Linked DNA regions of Mus musculus: region 2 is linked to region 1. The links are chromatin loops, found by intact Hi-C in ENCODE. Cell type or tissue: gastrocnemius. All regions are shown on one strand. Links, peaks and the distances in the headings refer to the core of each region. The heading gives the core; the rest is flanking DNA. Region 1 overlaps 0610043K17Rik (RIKEN cDNA 0610043K17 gene). Region 2 overlaps Cachd1 (cache domain containing 1).

Region 1 (2,914 bases), core at 217-2,716:
GACCCAGAGCATGGGTAGTGTGTGTGTCTGTGTGCGCGCGCACGCGCGCGTGTGCATGTGCGTGTGTGTGTGTGTGTGTGTGTGTGTGTGAATGAGCTCCTGGTTCAGTAAGCAACATTGCCTCAAAAAAAAAAAAAAAAAAAAAAAAAGACAGTACCCAGGGATACCCATTGTCAACCTCTGGCCTCCAAGGGTGTGCACATACATATGTGTGCACACATCCAAATGAATACTGCCATATAACATATACTCACAAATTAGTAAATATAAATACAATTTTATAAATATGTTTAAATGACCACAAATGGGCAACGTTGTTCATCTTACAATAAGTGGATTTTGTTTGGCAATGTCTCTTCCTCCGACGCCGATTCCTAGTTAGGGCGAAGTTATTTGTGGTTTCATTAACGTCAGAGTTAAGAACATATTAAATGAAGATCCCTGTGCATCACACTGGCCTTTTTCCTAAAGGATGAACAGGTCTGCCTGATACCCATTCAGACAGCCTGCGTAGACATGCTGGGAGATGGTAGACTCGGGATTGAAAAAGGAAAATGATGGAGCGATGGAGAGATGGAGGGATGGAGAGATGGAGGGATGGAGGGATAAAGAGATGGAGGGGAGGAGGGGTGGAGGTGAACTCACTCATTCTTATAGTACAGGTAGTGTTGCTCTCATTTCAGGCCCTCTGACACCTGTTCCCTAACTTCAAATTGCTTCATTACTTTTTCTTGACTGGAAGGTTTTGCTTTGTTGGTAGGGAAGGGGTGGTTAAACAGCCAGTCTCGGCCAATGGTGTCACGTGATCATCTGAATGGGATTTTTTTTTCCCCTTGAAACTGGGTCTCCTTATTCCAGTTCCCAAGTCACAAGGTCGAGTGAGGGAAGAACTCCAGAGAGAACAAAAGAAAAATTAGAAGAGGTAACTCAGACACCTGATAGGCTGGACTGGTTACAGGGAAATAAGATGTAATCAGTGCAGGGAGGAGAGCCAGAGGTGACACTTGCTTGTTTTTAAGTGGCTGGAGTGACAGCAGTGTCATTACACTGAGGGAAATGATCTGATAGAGGGAGCCTTGGGGACAGAGAGGCAGGGCTTGCTGGTTTGGGGTTTTGAGTTTTCATGGTGGATGGAGACTAAGATTCCTGGTGTTCTGGGGCGGGACTGAAGTGGGAGAACACATATGGAGCCTAGACATGGAAAGACTGAGTCTCAGTGTCTGTTTGTTTGGACAGGGTCCTGCTAGCTCCACCTTGAGAACACTGGGAGTATGGGCTTACAGCAGAAGAGGAAAGTGGTGAGGTCACCAGCCGAGGAGTGGATGGGGAGAAGAGAGAACGGAAACTCATTGAGAAATACATTGTGTCAGCTGGGAAACCGGACAGGTACGGCGTGGTTAAAGTGAGCTCACTGTGTGTGCGTGCATGCGTGTGTGCATGTGTGACATGTCTGTGTTCCTGCGTCTCTCTCTGTGTGTCTCTCTGCGTGTATGTGCTTATATGTGTGTGTTTGCCAGCTACAACCAGCTGCAAAAGGTATAAGAATAGTAAAATGGAGAGCTGGATTCAAATGGCTAACAAAGTTCTATTGTTCCTGAAAATCTAAGTGAAGAGGGAAGAGGGAATGAATAGAGGAGGATTTCAAGGGCTCAGGACAGTTTAAAAAAAAAAAAAAAATCTAAAAAGCTCCTCCCTCTGGTCTTTGCATGACTGGCTCCCTCTTGTGGTTTAGTCATTCATTGCCGTCACCCTCCTTTTGTTTTGTCTTGTTTTGAGACAGTTTCTTTATGTAGTCCTAGAGTGTTTGTGTCCGTATGTGTGTCTGTGTGTGTGTATGTCCGTTCCCTCTCTGTGTGTGTGTGTTGTCATTCTTTTAAATCTACAGAGAATTTAATTTCTTAGTACTTTGTTTTACCTATCTAATCCATCTATCCATCATCTTTCTATCTATCTATCTATCTATCTATCTATCTATCTATCTATCTATCTATGTGTTCACCTACCCACCTATCTACCTGTTTCTCTATCCATCAATCCAGCCACTGATTCAACTATTCATTCCTCTGTTGATCCATCCACCCAACCATTTATCCATCCATCTGTAGCTGGCTTCATACTTCAAGAATAGATGCTCCAGGGCTGGAGAGATAGCTCAGCATTTTAAAGCACTCACTGATCCAGAGGACCCAGGTTTGATTCCCAGCATCCACATGGTAGCTCACAACTGTCTGTAATTCCAGTTCCAGAGGTTCTGGCACCCTCCCACAGGCATACATGCAGGCAAACCATAAATGCACATACAAATAAATAAATCTTAAAAAAAAATAGAAGCTCCAAAATGCAAGGTCCTGGTCAGTAGTGTTCATTGTTTTGTAGCTGCCACACTTACCATAGTAAAGACCACAGACTATTTGCTAAGAGAGTGATGAGTGTCCTGGGAATGTAGCTCAGTGGATGGAGTGACTGCCTCCATGATAAGGCTCTGAGTCCCATCTCCAGTACTTCATAAACTGAGTGTGGGGGTACAAGCCTGTAATGCCAGCACTCAGGAGACCGGGGCAGGGAGGTAAGAATTTCAAGGTCATCCTTGGATAATATATAGTGAGTTTGAGGACTGCCTAGAGTATATGAGATGAAGAGAAATAAGGGGAAGAGGAAGGGAGTGAAAGAGATGGGGAAGGTGGAGGGTGGGGAAGAAGAGGAAGAGGAGGAGGAGAGAAAGAGGGTGAAGAATGCTTAGGTCATACATTTGAGGACTTTAGCACTTTATAGGTGGCTTTCTTTTTTCTTTTCTTTTTCTTTTTCTTTTTTTTTGATATTTTCTTTAATTACATTTCAAATGTTTTCCCCTTTCCAGTTCTCCCCTTCAGAAACCCTCTATCTCATCCCCCTTCCCCCCTGCCTCTATGAGGTG
Region 2 (2,914 bases), core at 116-2,615, 370 kb before region 1:
AGATGCGGGGACAGGCAGATCCTGTTATGTGGAGGCTAACCTGATCTACTCCTCAGCAAGTTCCAGGCCAGCCAGGGCTACACAGGGACACTCTGTCTCGAAAATAAATACATACATAAATAACAGGAATAAAATTTCTACCTGGTAAAGTCCTTGAAGATTAAAGGGCATGGGACGGTGGGAGCAGGGGGGGGGGGGTTGCACCTGTGCTCTCTCCTCCCTGCTAATACTCTAGGGGAACCCAGAAATGACGCGCAGATGTGTTCATAGATCCATACATGGGGGAAGGAGAGAGACTCCTGGAGTGAACAAAGGAGAAAGGGAAAGTAGTTCATGATCCAAGGAAGGGCTGGAGCTCAGGAGAAAGCAGTGCCAGGCTTCTACGTTATGCTGAGTGTGCGTGCGTGCATGTGTGTGTGTGTGCACACACGCATGCGTATGCTAGAGTGCTAAACACCTAGGCCCCTGGTAAGCTGCATAGTGATGATGTTCCTAGAATGAAAATTTCGATTGCTTGGAAACTTGTTAGAGATAGTTCGTGAGGACATGTTTTAAAGCATAAGGTTTTATACCTTTGGTGCTGGGAATGAAAACTAGGATCTGGTGCATGCTAGGCAAATACTCTTGTGTTGCGAATACCCCAACCCCACTTTCATCAATATCCCAAGACAACTTAAAAGTGTTTGTTCTTGTCGGCAGCATATGAGCCTTTCAAGTTGAGCTACTTACTAAACAGCTTTGTAACCGTGTGTCTGTCTGCTTTGTCTCATATTTCTCTTGAAAACAGCAAGTTCTGTCTGGTATCTGCTGGATTATTTTTAAGTTGAAAAAAGCAGCCAGCATGTGTTTATTTGCCCCTTGTGAGTTTATATTGCTGTTACTTCCTCATTAGAAACTTCACAGCCGAGTTTAGACAGATAATTTTTCCTTGAGTGTGTATGCGCGTGCATGTGTGTATGTGTGTGTGTGTGCAATCGCTAGGCAACCTTTTCTTTTTGAAAATGGGATTTCTCCCTCATCCTTGAATGATGAACAAAAACCTAGTCAAAAGCAGACATATTTTGGAACTATTCTCCTGAAGTTACTGCCTGTGGCCACTAGATGGCGAGTGAGTCCCTGAAGGAACCTTGGGTTTTCCCAAGTAACAGTGTCTCAGGAAGTGGAACATAAACACATAAGCAGAATGCTAAACTACAGAAGCCAAGTTTGGTCTTCTATTCCTCATGGGTGCCTGGCCTCATTCCTAAAGTGTGGATCTTACTTGAGGCTATCTCCATAGATGCTTTTCTACATATGCCTTTGCAATTGCTGCCAGAGGTCCTTTGTGTTCAGATAACATTTTTTTCCGTGATCCCTCGCAGTTCTCAGTACACAGCACAACTGCCTGGCATCGAGTAAATGGTTATTTGTTGGATGAGAAAATGTGTCTGTGGGCTGAGGAGAAGGCTCTGTAGTTTGCAAAGCGCTTGCTGCACAAGGAGTGAGGACCTGAGTTTCCACAGAACCCACACAGAGCCAGGCACAAAAGCCCCATCTATAAGCCCAGAGTTCTTTCCCATCGTGAAATGGGAGGTGGAGATGGGAGAATCCCCAGGAGCCTGTGGGAGGGCTAGACTGGTGTATACAGCAGCAAATGAGACCCTGCCTCTAGCAAAGGAGGAGGTAAGGACCAACACTAGAGATTGTCCTTCGACCTCCACACGTGCACACCCATACTCACACGACTACCACATACACCCACAAAAGCAGGCTTAAAGAGAAAGAAAAGGGCATGCATTGTTTTACCTGCTGCTCTGCCACTGGCTGTGCCCTGGGGATTCCCATTCATGTAATTAAATACTCGGAAAGTGTGGAGTGAATGAGTCATGTCGGTGCACACTTCTCATCACTTGCAGATGCTGGGAGAAGCCACCTCAGAGAGGGAAACGTATTTTTGGCTCACAGTTTAACGGGTCTCAGTCTATGCTTAGCTAGCCATGCATGCTATTTCTGGGCCCCGGCCAAGCAAACAGTGATGGCCTCATGGTGGGTGAGGTATATCTTTCCAGGGCGAGCCTCCAGGTGCATACTTCCTCTAACTGGACCCCACCACCTACTTCCGACCTGCTCCCACTAATGCTGCATGGTTTGAATGTATCAAGGGATCAGTCCACAGATGAGGTTGGAGCCATCTTGGTTGAGCCCCTTCCCAAAGCACAATAAACAATATCCAAGCCCCCAACACAACAGCCTCTGGGGAAATCTCAAATCCAAACACAATGAGGCAAATAGTTATAGAAAATCTCTGGACTAAAAACTATTGAATAGGAAAAAAAATGGATTTCCAAATCTTCCTAATTATATGAGACTAGTGTTTGGCATGCTAGGGAAAGCGACGGGGAAGAGAAGACACATTGATGTCATGACTTGGGGAGTTATAGTGTGCGAAGGCTTGCTTGTTTTTTAGAGTTTGGGGGACTGATCCTAAAGCCTTGTATATGCCAAGCAAGTGGTTTCCCACTGAGGTATCTTCCTGGCCCTTTTTAACTTTATTTTGAGACAGAATCTAAGTTGCTCAAGTTGGCCTTGAAGTTGCTCTGTAGCCCAGACCAGCCTTGAGCCTGTATCTTCCTGCCTCAGTTTCTAAGATGCCTTTAACAGATCTGTACCTGCGGACCTGGCTGGTTTTGCTGTGAACTATCTCCTTTGTGTGAGGCACTGTGTTCCATGCTAGGAGTGCAGAGGCAGCAAATAAGAAATATTGGCTAGCCAGGCAAAGCAGTGACCATCTTTAACCCCAGCACATGAAGCACAGCAGGAGGATTTTGGGCTATTTAGTGAGTTCCAGGCTAGCCTGGGTTATGTAGCAAGACCATATCTCCAAAAATAATAAACCAAAACAATGGGGCAATCTGTCAACAAAGAACCTGTTTTC

The links. Peaks named below come from ENCODE experiments on the same cell type or tissue, not always from the same donor. Only the 100,000 strongest peaks of a DNase experiment are listed, where the experiment ranks them.
Region 2: a loop joins it to region 1, with 12 times the contacts of the local background. A loop is called at or near these places in 3 of 42 quality-filtered maps.

The regions. Positions count from the first base shown.
Region 1 is chr4:101,365,754-101,368,667 of GRCm38, forward strand. It overlaps 0610043K17Rik (RIKEN cDNA 0610043K17 gene), which reads left to right. Exons shown (of 4, transcript NR_040640.1): 2 at 1,237-1,386. Among named protein-coding and RNA genes, the nearest start is that of E130102H24Rik, 11 kb to the left of the region's middle. In gastrocnemius, for the core only: a CTCF peak has its summit at 1,724 (motif pointing left); a DNase peak (open chromatin) is centred at 1,728; H3K4me3 peaks cover 171 bases; H3K27ac peaks cover 710 bases.
Region 2 is chr4:100,997,200-101,000,113 of GRCm38, forward strand. All of the region lies in intron 26 of Cachd1 (cache domain containing 1), which reads left to right. Among named protein-coding and RNA genes, the nearest start is that of Raver2, 70 kb to the right of the region's middle. In gastrocnemius, for the core only: a CTCF peak has its summit at 1,099 (motif pointing right); DNase peaks (open chromatin) are centred at 1,111 and 2,018.